Linked DNA regions of Homo sapiens: region 1 is linked to region 2. A link is a contact called in ENCODE Hi-C or POLR2A ChIA-PET data. All regions are on one chromosome and are shown on one strand. The core of a region is the stretch at or near the end of the contact, and the rest is flanking DNA. Distances in the headings are between cores, read along the strand shown. Region 1 has its middle 14 kb from the start of MIR34AHG. Region 2 has its middle 39 kb from the start of SLC2A7.

Evidence for each region. A loop is a pair of places that touch in the nucleus more often than their neighbours do. ChIA-PET counts read pairs that join two places held with the same protein, here RNA polymerase II (POLR2A). Pooled maps may share reads with other maps.
Region 1: a loop to region 2 is called in a map with no recorded cell type, with 2.6 times the contacts of the local background. The contact joins two enhancer-like sites. A Hi-C loop is called at or near these places in 1 of 37 single-sample maps with no recorded cell type and 4 of 50 pooled maps. POLR2A ChIA-PET finds 5 or more read pairs at or near these places in 2 of 52 experiments (HepG2 and MCF 10A).

Annotation. Positions count from the first base shown.
Region 1 is chr1:9,193,684-9,199,591 of GRCh38, reverse strand. No RefSeq gene overlaps it. Among named protein-coding and RNA genes, the nearest start is that of MIR34AHG, 14 kb to the right of the region's middle. RefSeq lists an enhancer at 1,045-1,565. Within about 2 kb of position 2,656, at least 18 of the 41 ENCODE cell types and tissues checked have a DNase peak (open chromatin) inside an H3K27ac peak, as active enhancers do.
Region 2 is chr1:8,984,185-8,990,506 of GRCh38, reverse strand. No RefSeq gene overlaps it. Among named protein-coding and RNA genes, the nearest start is that of SLC2A7, 39 kb to the left of the region's middle. RefSeq lists enhancers at 1,550-2,050, 3,856-4,357. Within about 2 kb of position 2,343, at least 8 of the 41 ENCODE cell types and tissues checked have a DNase peak (open chromatin) inside an H3K27ac peak, as active enhancers do.

The sequences.
Region 1 (5,908 bases), core at 1,407-3,906, 210 kb before region 2:
TTAGCCTGGGACACCTTCATCTCTCAGGGAGCAGAACAGGGAAGCTGGCTGCTAAGTAGCTAGTAAGACAGGAGCGGACCTCGGACGGTGGGGGTTGCATTTCCCAGGCAGCAAATCCACTGCAGTGAATGAAATGATGCCCACCACACCACCCAGTCACCCCCATGTCAGATCCACTAGCTTTGGGGTTGCCCTTGTCCCTGCCCACGTGTCAAATCCCCACGGCCTTGTCTGTGACCCCACAGTAACATCTAGGGGGTTCCCCGGGCCTGGGTTGGGCTTGAAAGAGAATTCTGTCTTTCCATTCCCCCCAGGCCTCAGAGCAGGGTGCATTACAGCCCATCATCGTGGAGGGGAAAAAATGAGGCTAGAGTTGGTTTCAGAATTAGATGGGGGTGCATGACTAGAGGGTGATACAGAGGGGCGTACGTTTCGGACACCCTGTCCATGTCGTGGGCCAGGCTCTCCGGGACACCTCCCAATGCACCAGTGCTGACTCAGGGGTATTTCTCCGCTTGCTGCGCTCCCACCCTTTGCAACTGCCCCAGCCTTGGCCAGCCCAGCCCTTGCAGCCAGCTTCTCCCGGTCTCCTTGCGCAGGGGCAGTTAGAACCCAAGCTGCAGCAGGCCCTCCCCCGCCCTCCCCGCCCGCCTGCCCGCCTGCCCGCCGCCCGGGCCAAGTCAGCAGTGCTGAGCGCTGCGGGGCTGCAGCAGCAGCCGGCGATGCGGAGACCCTGCACCACTGCTCCGGGCGGCGCTCGCGTCCCGACGGCCACCTCCTGGCGGCTGCGCGCAGCCGGCGCCGAGATCCAGACGGACGCACGGTGCTGATTGGTGCAGTGAGTGAGTCTCCGGCTTTATTTAGACCACCGTTTCTTGACGACTGTACTTCATTGGAGTTGAGGGCTCGGAGCAGCAGGCAGCCTTCCCCGTGGGAAGGATGACAAATGGGGAGTGCTGCTTCTAGGTGCTCGTACCAACTGGCTTCGTGCGTCCTGGGATGGGCGGTGTTCACAGGCGCTTCGGGGCTGAGCGCCCACCAAGTGTGGCGCGCGCTTTTGGGAAACTCCGTGGAAGACCAGGACGGACCCCTGGAGGGTTAGGAAGACTTTGAGACCAGCCAGGGGAAGCCGTGTCCCGGGCCCTGACTGTGGATCTCCTACTCTGAACCACGGACTCCAGTTTGGAAGGCCAGGCTGCCTTTCGGATTGGGGGGTAAGGAAGGGATCCCCAGCTCAGGCAGCCTTTTGGGCTAGGGCAAGGGGACCTCTGGAACCACATTTTTGAATGCTCCCACCCATGATTTCTGGGACAGCTACTGGAGACAAATAGAGGCTCGAAGGTGTCGGGAGAAAGGCTGTGTTCCTGATGTCATGTAGTTGAACTTGGATGTGGAGGAAGTCCAGCTTCCCCTGCAGAGTAAAACCAAGCCAGCGAATGTGGGTGGGGGCCAGCAGCTGCCGACCCTCCTGGGTGATGTGATGGGCTTAGGTGGTAGGAGCCAGGGGCCTGGGGCCAGAGAGGGCAGCCCTAAGGGGGTCTAGACAGCACCTTCTGCCCAGAATGGCAGCCTTTGGTACAAGTCTTTATTTATGCCAGTGGCATGAAAATGTCGCCCGATGAATCCCCAGGGGCCCGTTCTTGGCAAAAGCCCTGTCTCCCAGCAAGATGGGAAGTGATGTCACATTGCACTCTCCAGCCCGCTCTTCTGGGGTTGTTCGAGTTGTGAGATGGTTCGGTGACTGATGCCTCTCATTGTCCCAGACCTTGTGCTTCCCCTGGGAGACCCTCCACCCTGGTGGTTGCTTTTTCCTGTCCCCATGCTTTAGCTTGAGCATCTCCACCGTGGAGGCTGCCCTTGGAGGCTGCACTGTGCTGGGAGGAGAGGGAGACTGGAGAGGGAGAGGAGGAGGAGATGGCAGGGGCAGTGGGGCCCTCAGAGCTGGTGCAGTACTGTGCTGATGTCATCACTTTTGGGGGCCTGCTGAGGCCTGTGGCTGCTCCAGAATCGACACCAGGAGCCTCTTGCTCAGCCTGGGACAGGCACAGCATTGCGGCTGCCAGTCTCCCTGACAAGGACAAGACCTGCACCTTCCAGGCAGAGCCAACTGGCCAGCTGAGGTCCTGCGACTCCTGCAGGGATGAAGGTATAAGGAAAAGGTGAGGGCCACGAGAACCGGCAATGGGACGCTGGCGGGGCTCACCTGGCAAATTGGCAGCACCAGACTCCGGAAGAGAGGGAGCAGAAGGGAGGCAGGCCGGGGACTGCAGAGAAAGGCGCCAAGGCACTGGCAAGATCCTAGCGCCTCAGATCCTGACCGTGGCACCTCCCCACCGACCATTTTCACTTTTCACCCAATGCAGTCGGTAGTTTGCTCTGCGCTTCTCATTCTCAGCAGTTCTGATTAAAGATCAGATCCCATTTTCCTTTTATGCCTTTAAACTTTAAGCCTGGCCACCCAAGACAAATGCTCTATTCAAAGCTGGAAGATACTTAGAAATCATCTGTTACAAGTCCCCAAGCTCAGCGATGAGGACAGTGAGGCCCAGAGATTAACCGACTTTCCCAAGGACACAGGAAGCTCAGGGCAGACCTGGGATTCCCTGGGACATGTGGGACACGGATGAGATCATCAGCGCTCAACCCATCAGGCATCCTGACTCAGATGCAGTAGGACAAGGTAAGGAAACTGGGGGCTGGGAGTTGACAGAGACCTGGCGCCCTGAGAACCATGGGAGGAACCAACGGCAGCAGGCAGTGTGCCTGGGCACTGAACGCTGCCTTCGAGTCGGTCTGCAGCACCTCTGATTGACAACTGTCACTGGGCAAAGTGCCAGGGGGAGAAAACATTCGGCTTCTTTTATGGTTCCTCTTCTTTTCGATTCTGGAAAATCAGGGGGCACTTGAGCCCGGCGGCTGCCTGTTAGGTTATGAGCGCTGTAATTTAGGCTTCCTCCATCAGAGGGCTCCCGACGACACGGGAAGGAAACCGAGCTGCTTCCCATGGGGCGCAGTGGTTTGCAGAATGGGGTTTTTCATTTTATTCGATCCCACGGGTTCAGGCAGAAAAGTTTTTCATTATTAGACTCATAGAAACAGAAAGTTCGCCGTTCGGCATTTGTGTCATCTCCTAGGTCATCCCACATTCCATTTTCACAATACAGAGTGTGCGCTGTGGCTTCTGCTGCTGGCTCTCATTTCTTAGGGTAGGCCTGATTAGTCATGTGTGCATCTGTTATCTGAGGAAATGTAGCAATTTTCCCAGGAGGGGCCGGCCATCCTTCAACAGGGGGGCTAAGGAGAGGTGACGGCGGCCCACCAGCAACGATGAACTCAGCATTCTGATCCAGCTGCAAGATCTTGAAGCCAACCTTGGGTTTCAAGTCAGGCCTGGCGCCCACGTCTTGCCTGGGGAATGCTACTGATTGGCAGCACGAACCCAGACAGGAGCCCTCATGGATCAGCCACTGCGGCTGGGTCGCATCCTTCCCCCTCCAGCCTTTCCCTTTGGGATCTATCTCTGTGTCCTTGTTCGGGACTTGCTGTTCACAGTCTCAGTGCACTTTTGTGTCCAGTGAGTTCCCTCTTTTCTCTCAAATGGTTCCACTTGTATAATGCATACTAATGACCTTCAGCTACTCAGAGATGAATTGCTGCGGTTATCCAGAAGACAGCCCATTTTCTTGTACCAGGAGATGACCTCTCTTCTGCATGGTAAAATAGAGATCACACGGTGTCACACTAGAGGGTGGTGCTCTGGCTTAGGCAAGCATGAGACTGTGCTGTCAGCATCCGCGTGTGCGCAGCAAACTTGTCGGGAAAATGCTGCAGAGCCGGAAAGCTGCCAGGTCCTTCATGGAGATTTAGGTGGTGTCTCGGTCAACTTGACAGAGGTGGAGAAAGTTAGCTGAGAAATTTCACCAGGGTCATCTCAAATGGGGCCAATAGGCAAAATAGAGGGTTTTTTTTGACCCTCTGATGATGTAAAATTATATCTCCCAAATAATAATTTTTTTTTTTTGAGACAGGGTCTTGCTCTGTCACCCAGGCTAGAGTGCAGTGGTGTGATCTCAGCTCATTGTAGCCTCAACCTCCTGGGCTCAAGCAATCCTCTCATCTCAGCCTTCAGAGTAGCTGGGACTACAGGCGCCCACCACCGCCCCAGGCTATGTTTCTGTACTTTTTGTAGAGACGGGGTTTTGCCATACTGCTCAGTCTGGTCTTGAACTCCTGGGCTCAAGCGATCCGTCTGCCTCGGCCTCCCAAAGTGCCATCATACCTAGCCAAAGAATTATTTTTCTTTTTTTTTCTCTTTCTTTTTTCCTTTCCTTTACTTCTTTTTTTTTTTTTTTTTTTTTTGAAACAGGGTCTCAATCTGTCACCCAGGAGTGCAGTGGTGTGATCTTGGCTCACTGCAACCTCCGCCTCCTGGGTTCAATCAATTCTCTTGCCTCAGCCACCTGAGTAACTGGGACTGCAGGTGTGCATCTCTATGCCTGGCTAATTTTTTTATTTTTTAGTAGAGACCAGGTTTCACCATGTTGGCCAGGCTAGTCTCAAACTCCTGGCCTCAAGTGATCTGCCTGCCTCAGCCTCCCAAAGTGCTGGGATTACAGGCGTCAGCAACCGTGCCTGGCTCAAAGAATTCTTGATAGCACCTTCTTGATAATTCAGTTCAAGCCAACAATAATTTACTGGGCATTCACTGACATAAGAATCAGAGCCTGAACCAGGCATGGCGGCTCTCACCTGTAATCTCAACTACTTGGGAGGCCGAAGCAGGAGGATCACTTGGGCCCAGGAGTTCAAGACCAGCCTGGGCAACATAGCGAGACCTCATCTCAACAAAAATAAATAAATATGTTTAAAAAAAGAATCAGAGCTGTAAGTGTGTACAAAAAGTATAAAGTATGCCTGCCTTTAAAAATCATGGCTGGACATGGTGGCTTACGTCTGTAATCCCAGCACTTTGGGAGGCTGGAGTGGGAAGATTGCTTGAGGCCAGAAGTTGGAGACCAGCCTGGACAACATAGCAAGACCCCATTTAAATAAAATAATAATAACAGAAATTTTTAAAGAAAGAATAAAAAAGCATTTTACTATAGGGGTGGCAAGAAGGTGGCAAAGCACTAAGATCCAGGGGACCACTTTTCGGTGACAGAGTTGATGGTTCAGTTTGTGCCTTTTTCTCCTTCCCCTTTGATCCAAATCAAGAATGAAACTTTGACCTAAGGTAAAGAATGAAACTCAGACATTTTGCCAGCTTGCCAGATCACTTGTATTTAGAAGCATTGCTAGTTGACCTGTCCAATCCTGGGTCTCAGATTCCTATTGCAGGGCTTATGTCAATATCTGTCACTTACAGCCGGGCATGGTGACTCATGTCTGTAATCCCAATACTTTGGGAGGCCGAGGTGGGTGGATTGCTTGAGCTCTTCTGAGCTCGTAGTGAGCAGCCTGAGCCACATAGTGAGACTCCATTTCTACCAAAATTAGCTGGGTATGCTGACATGCACCTGTCGTCCCAGCTACTTGGGAGGCTGAGGTAGGAGGCTAGCTTGAGCCAGGGAGGTGGAGGTTGCAGAGAGCCGAGATCATGCCACTGCATTCCAGCCTGGGCAACCTGACCCTTCTGAGACAGAACCAGACTCTGTCTCAAAAAAAATAATATCTATCTATCTATCTATCTATCTATCTATCTATCTATCTATCTATCATATATATCTGTCACTTGTTTTCTTGGGGGTGTGTTGCTTCAGGGTCTGTCTGCTGGAGGTGGGGCATTTAGCTGTGCTTTGTGTTCAAAGGGGCATTCAGATATGTTTATATCATTACTAGTAAATGGCACAATTATATTGTGTTGCAGTGTGTGTGTGTGAAAGCATTCTATTTTTAAATTTTAAATGTT
Region 2 (6,322 bases), core at 1,094-3,593:
GTCTCTACAAAAAATACAAAAATTAGCTGGGCATGGTGCCTGGGCTGTGCCTGTAGTCCCGGCTACTCTGGAGGCTGAAGTGATTGAGCCTGGGAGGCGGAGGTTGCAATGAGCCAAGATCGTGCCATTGTACCCCAGCCTGGGTGACAGAGCCAAACTCTGTCTCAAAAAAAAAAGAAAAAAAAAAATTGCCTACAGAGCCCTGGAGACCCTTGCTGGTACTTAGAAATCCCCAGTATGGCTCCCTCTTCCTGTGATGGGGGGCCCACACGTTGACCATTGCACTCAGGCTCCCAGAGGTCGCAGAGCCAGTCCTGCCTCTCCCCAGGGAGCCCAGAGGTCCCAGAGCCAGCCCTTCCTCTCCCCAGGGAGCACACAGTCCCTGAGCTGGCTGACCTTGACATCCCATGTCATTGCCTACATGGAGGGACACTCCTCTGTGTCCCTCCTCCGCCCCCACCAACCTCCCGGGGACAGCTGGGCTGATTCCCCAGCAAATCCACAGCTCCCAGCAGTTCTCAGATGCAGCCACACAGCCCACTGGGCTCTGCAAACACTTAGTTTCACATGGAAGTCCCGGCCTACCCCAGATGAAACAGTGACTCAACCAACAGCCTCAGGCCTCCCTCAGTCAGCTGCCTCTAATACTCCTTTCCTCCTTATCAAATCCACCATCTGAAACCCAAAAGAAAGGCATCACAATGAAACTACTTGCTATCTGTTGTTTAATTCACACTGATTTAATTAAGTGATAATGCTTCATCAATTAACTTTCCCTGTAGTGTTTTTATTTTCAAAGAGAAGCTTATAAGCCAAAAAGGATTTTTCCTGTTTTTTGGAGACAGAGTCTTGTTCTGTCACCCAGGCTGGAGTGTAGTGGTGTGATAGCTTACTGCAACCTCAGCCTCCAAGGTGAAAGTGATTCTCCTGCCTCGGCCTCCTGAGTAGCTGGGATTATAGGCACCTGCCACCACGCCCAGCTAATTTTTGTATTTTAGTAGAGACAGGGTTTCACCATGTTGGCCAGGCTGGTCTCAAACTCCTGAGCTCAGGCGATCCACCTGCCTTGGCCTCCCAAGGATTACAGGTGTGAGCCACCGTGCCCGACCATCTGGATCTTTGCCTCTAAGACGTACACAAGCAGGCGTCTCTCAGGGCCCCTCTCAAAGAGAGGTCAATGCATGAGCAGCACCCCTGAGCCCGGTGCGTCCGGGGCCTCTGTCAGCCTCCACCCACAGGAGCTCATTATGCTGTCAGGGTAGGGTGGGAAGCTCTGACACAGAGACTGTGGGGGCATTCGCCCCATGTTTGGAAGATGCTGGGGTCCTGACACCCTCAAACTCAGCCCTGGGTCCTGCCTTGGTGGAGCTGAGACTGCTTGGAGCCACCTGGAAAATGCACCCCGCCCTCCACCTCTTGCTGACGTGTCCCATAGGCCAGCTCCAGGGGTCCAAGGGCTCGATGAGAGCACAGGAATTGGAGCTGGGTCCCAGCATCCCACTGAGAGGCTGTGTCAGGGTATACTGTCTTGTCCCAGCGTCATTGTCAGGACGTGGAGATAGCAAAGCCTGTCCCTGAGGCTCCAACAAAATCAAAGGCGTGCTGTCTTAGTTGGGAACGGTGTATTTGTGAAGAGCAGAAATGCAACCGAGGCCTGCAGGGAATTTCTGTGTAAGTCAAGGGCAGGAAGTACAGCCCGGTCCGGCGGTTGTCAGCAGGTCATCGTTCACCACCCCCGCCACGCTGACCCCCCTCGGAAGCCCAGAGGTCCTCCTCTGCTTCTCTCCAGCCCTGCATCCTTCTCCCTGGACAGCGGCTTTCCTGCGAAGGGCTTAGCACCTGCTCCCCAGCATACACTTGTGTGAGTTTTAGGGTGACCAGGTGCCAATCGTGGTCCCCTCTGCACGGCCTTGGCATTCAGATATCACTTACTGAGGCCTGAGAGGGGGCACCTGAGTGACTGCTGGCCCACCGTCCCTTCAGCTGTGGGTGGGGTGGGGGACCCCCATTATTCAGGTGTGAGGGTGCTTGGAAATTCCTTAAGCAGTGCATAGAGGAAACAGGGACCAACATCCCCATGTCCAGAGCCCCCCACATCCCACTGGAACAGTGCAGGGACACGCAATCTGCCCTTTGTCCTTGATATGCTATTAACTTACCTGGAGACCTCTATAGATCTTCTGTACCTCAGTTTACCAATATTAAAAATGGGAGGGGGTGGACTGGATGATTTCTGAGGTCTCCTGGGCACAGCCCCTGCTGTCCTCACAGACGCCACTGGAGGGCAGCACCTCCTCTGTCGGGGCTGCTGGTTCTGCTTGACCCCTCCAATCTGTTCAAGAACCTTCCTTGCTTTAGGTTTTGGGGGTTTTTTTGTTTTTGTTTACAAAATGACACCAACACAGAAGGTCTTTCAGAGAATTTCTGGCACTGGTGAGAGGAACACCCACGGCCAGCACCATGTAACAGCTAACGGGCTGTGTCTAAGGAAGGATGTTTTGTTTCTCAAAACTTGTACTGAGCAACATGAATTTACAGGAACCAATATTAGAACATCAAGATCCCAGGCCCCACTAGGGTCTTCCCAGCTTCTGCCCCTCGGGAGCAGTTGCTCAGTGACTTCCTTCCCACTGACAACGTGGTTTTGTGGCTGTTTAAAGAACACGATTCTTTCTGCTGTCCCTGGGAGAGGATGCCCCGTTGTGGCTGGGGGCCCACGCGTGCTCTCCAGCTTCTAGGAGGTTTGTAGAAAACAAAATTGGCCTCAACAATGTAGTTTATAAAGTGAATGTTAGCCCAAAAGTAATAGCACTGGAAGGCCTTTTATTTCTTCTTGGATTTTTTTTTTAGTTTTAGTTTTGTTGTTGTTGTTGTTTGTTTGTTTGTTTTTTGAGTCAGAGTCTCGCTCTGTCACCCAGGCTGGAGTACAGTGGGGCGATCTCAGCTCACTGCAGCCTCCACCTCCCGGGTTCAAGCAATTCTCCTGCCTCAGCCTCCCATGTAGCTGGGATTAGAGGCACGCGCTACCACGCCCAGCTGATTCTTGTATTTTTAGTGGAGATGGGGCTTCACCGTGTTGGCCAGTCTGGTCTCAAACTCCTGACCTAACGTTATCCGCCCACCTCAGCCTCCCAAAGTGCTGTGGTTACAGGGGTGAGCCACCATGCCCAGCTCCTTAGTTTTAGTTTTTAAACAAAATTCAGGTCCAGGCATGGTGGCTCATGCCTATAATCCCAGCACTTTGGGAGGCCGAGGTGGGAGGAATCCTTGAGCCCAGGAGTTCCAGACCAGCTTGGGCAACATAGCAAGATCCTGTCTTTACGAAAAATACAAAAATTAGCCAAGCGTGGTGTTGTGCACCTGTGGTCCCAGCTGCTCGGGAGGCTGAGGCAGGGGGATTGCTTGAGCACAGGAGGTCGGGGCGGCAGTGAGCTGTGATCACACCACTGCACCCCAGCGAGGGAGGCAGAGTGAGATCCTACCTCAAAAAAAAAAAAAAAAACAGCCCTTCGCTCACTTCCTGTTGCTCCACCTGCCCTGGCCTCCCGACCTCTCTCCGATCCTGTTTGAACCTCTGCATCTGGGAGATACCTGCTCGTCCCCCTTGACTCACCCTTTTTGCTGCCCAAGGTGGGACCCACCCCCAGCAGGCACACCTGGAGGGACTCACATGGCAGCAACAGGGACCACCTGCCTCCCGCCCAACCCTGACCTGCAGGAGGGGTGTCTGCCACAGTAGGGCCTCAGGAAACTCTTTGTTTGTTTGTCTGTGGCAGGGTCTTGCTCTGTTGCCCAGGCTGGAGTGCAGTGGTGCAATCTCAGCTCACTGCAACCTCTGCCTCCAGGGCTCAAGCGATTCTCCCACCCCAGCCTCCGGAGTAGCTGGGACCACAGGTGTGCAGCACCATGCCCAGCTAATTGTTTATTTTTTGTAGAGACAGGGTCTTGCTATGTTGCCCAGGCTGGTCTCAAACTCCTGGGCTCAAGCGGTCCTACTGCCTCGGCCTCCCAAAGTGCTGGGATTACGAGCGTGAGCCACCATGCCCAGCCCCAGGAAATTCTCATTGCATGATTCAGTCCAACCAGCAGCTTCCTGGCTCCTATTTGCCTTTCCAGAAAGCAGACTCTCCCAGGCTGAGCGCCAAGCCTGCCATTCCTCCGTGAGAACCACAGTGAGTGCCAATGAACACCCTGTAAACTGTCACTGTTGGAACAATTGTGCTTCCAGGTCTGCGAGAAGCGCAGGGAAAATGACAGCTTGCTCACTGCTCCCAAAGTGCTGGGATTGCTCAGGGCTGAAGGTGCTTCAGAAACCCACGCTTTTTGTCCTCAAAGTTTTTTTGTAGGTTCTGAAAGTAATGATTTTTCTGGATCCATTAGTCATATGGGAGTATTGCCTGGGTCCCCCTCCTTCATCGCAAAGGGAAGAGTCATAGAATGATGGAAAGATGACTGGCTTAGAGTCTGAGACCTGAGTTCAAATCCTGGCTCTGTTGCTAATGAAAGCTGGGCCCCAGTTTCTCTACCTGTACCTTGGCAATCAGAGTTCCCCGCTCATGGTGTTGCTGAGAGACTCAAGACAGGCTGAGATCCATGGGAATTTTCAGGAATGTTTATTTAAATTTATTTTTATGTTCATTATTGTAAAGACAAGGTCTTGTTATGTTGCCCAAGGTGGTCTTGAACTCCTGGGCTCAAGCAGTCCTCCTGTCATGGCCTCCTAAAGTGCTAGGATTACAGGCATGAGCCACCATGCCCAAGAACTTTCAGGATCTTTTGAAGGACAACATAAATGTGAATGACCCTGGTAAATAAAACATCCCAAGAGCTAGCTCGGTGCTGAGCCCAGTTCCGGCCTGCTTCATCCCAGACACCCCAGCCTTGCTTTCTGCATTTGCAGCTGCACTCCTGCCTCAGACCAGAATCTCCCGGTGGCCCTAGGTGGCTGCAGGGAGCACGTGGCTCCTCCAGCCCAGGAATCCAGTGGAGGAGATTTCTGGAGACCACCATGATTCCACCCAGAGGGCAGCCCTTCCCTCCTACAGGACATATTCTTTCTAGAGCCACTGTGCAGCCGCTTCCATAGGCGAGCCCTCCCTGAATAGGAGCACAGTGGGAGCAGTTGGCTGAGCTCTGGGCTCACAGCTCAGGGCACAAGGGCAAAGAAGCCATCCTCTCAAGCTCATTGTCATCCCTGGGGTAAAACAGAAGATGGCCTGGTGGCCTTTGTGAGGTGAGTAAAGAAGCACAACAAGGAGGAGGAGAGATCCATGCCCCATGTTCAGTGCAGAGAACGGCATGTGCAAAGGCCCTGTGGCCGGAACACATTTGGTGTCTCTGAGGAACGCTGCAACCAGAGCTCGGTGAGAAAAGGGAGGGCAGAGACAGATGATGCCCAGAAAGCGGCCAGGGCCAGGGAGGCAGACCACAGCTAGGGCTTCGGAATTCCTTCAAGGTGTAATGGGGGCCAAGTGTGGTGGCTCACGCCTCTAATCCCAGCACTTTGGGAGGCCGAGGCAGGTGGATCACCTGAGGTCAGGAGTTCGAGACCAGCCTGGCCAACGTGGTGAAACCCCGTCTCTACTAAAAATACAAAAATTAGCCAGGCGTGGTGGTGCATGCCTGGAATCCCAGCTACTCGGGAGGCTGACACACAAGAATTGCTTGAACCTGGGAGGTGGAAGTTGCAATGGGCCAAGATCACGCCACTGCACTCCAGCCTGGGCAACAGAGTGAGACTGTCTCAGAAAAAAAAAAAAAGAGAGATTATAGCACACTTTTTAATACTACCTATAACATTGAATAAAAGATTAATTTTTTAAAAAAGTGTCATGAGAAACACCGGAAGTTTTGAAGTAGGAAAATGATGTAATCAGATTTTTATTTTAAAGGGATAAATAGTAATAAAGGTAATAAAGAGTAATAAATACCCATGTATCACCACCCACCTTCTGCAGTAAGTCGTTAAAGACTGAGTTCTCTTCCATCCCTCCTCATAATTGATATCACCACTACACTTAATTTCATGTCTTTCTTTTCTTGCTTGCTTGCTTTCTCTCTTTCTTTCTCCTTCCTTCCTTTTCTTTCTCTTTTTTCTTTCTTTTCTTCCTTCCTTTCTTTTTCTTTCTTTCTCCTTCCTTCCTTCTCTCTCCCCCCTCCCTCCCTCTCTTTCTTTCTTTTTCTTTCTTTCTCCTTCCTTCCTTCTTTCTCTCTCTCTCTCTCCCTCCCCCTCCCTCTCTTTCTTTCTTTTTTGGAGACTGGGTCTCACTATGTAGCCCAGGCAGAAGTGTGATCTCGGCTCACTGCAGCCTCAACCTTCCAG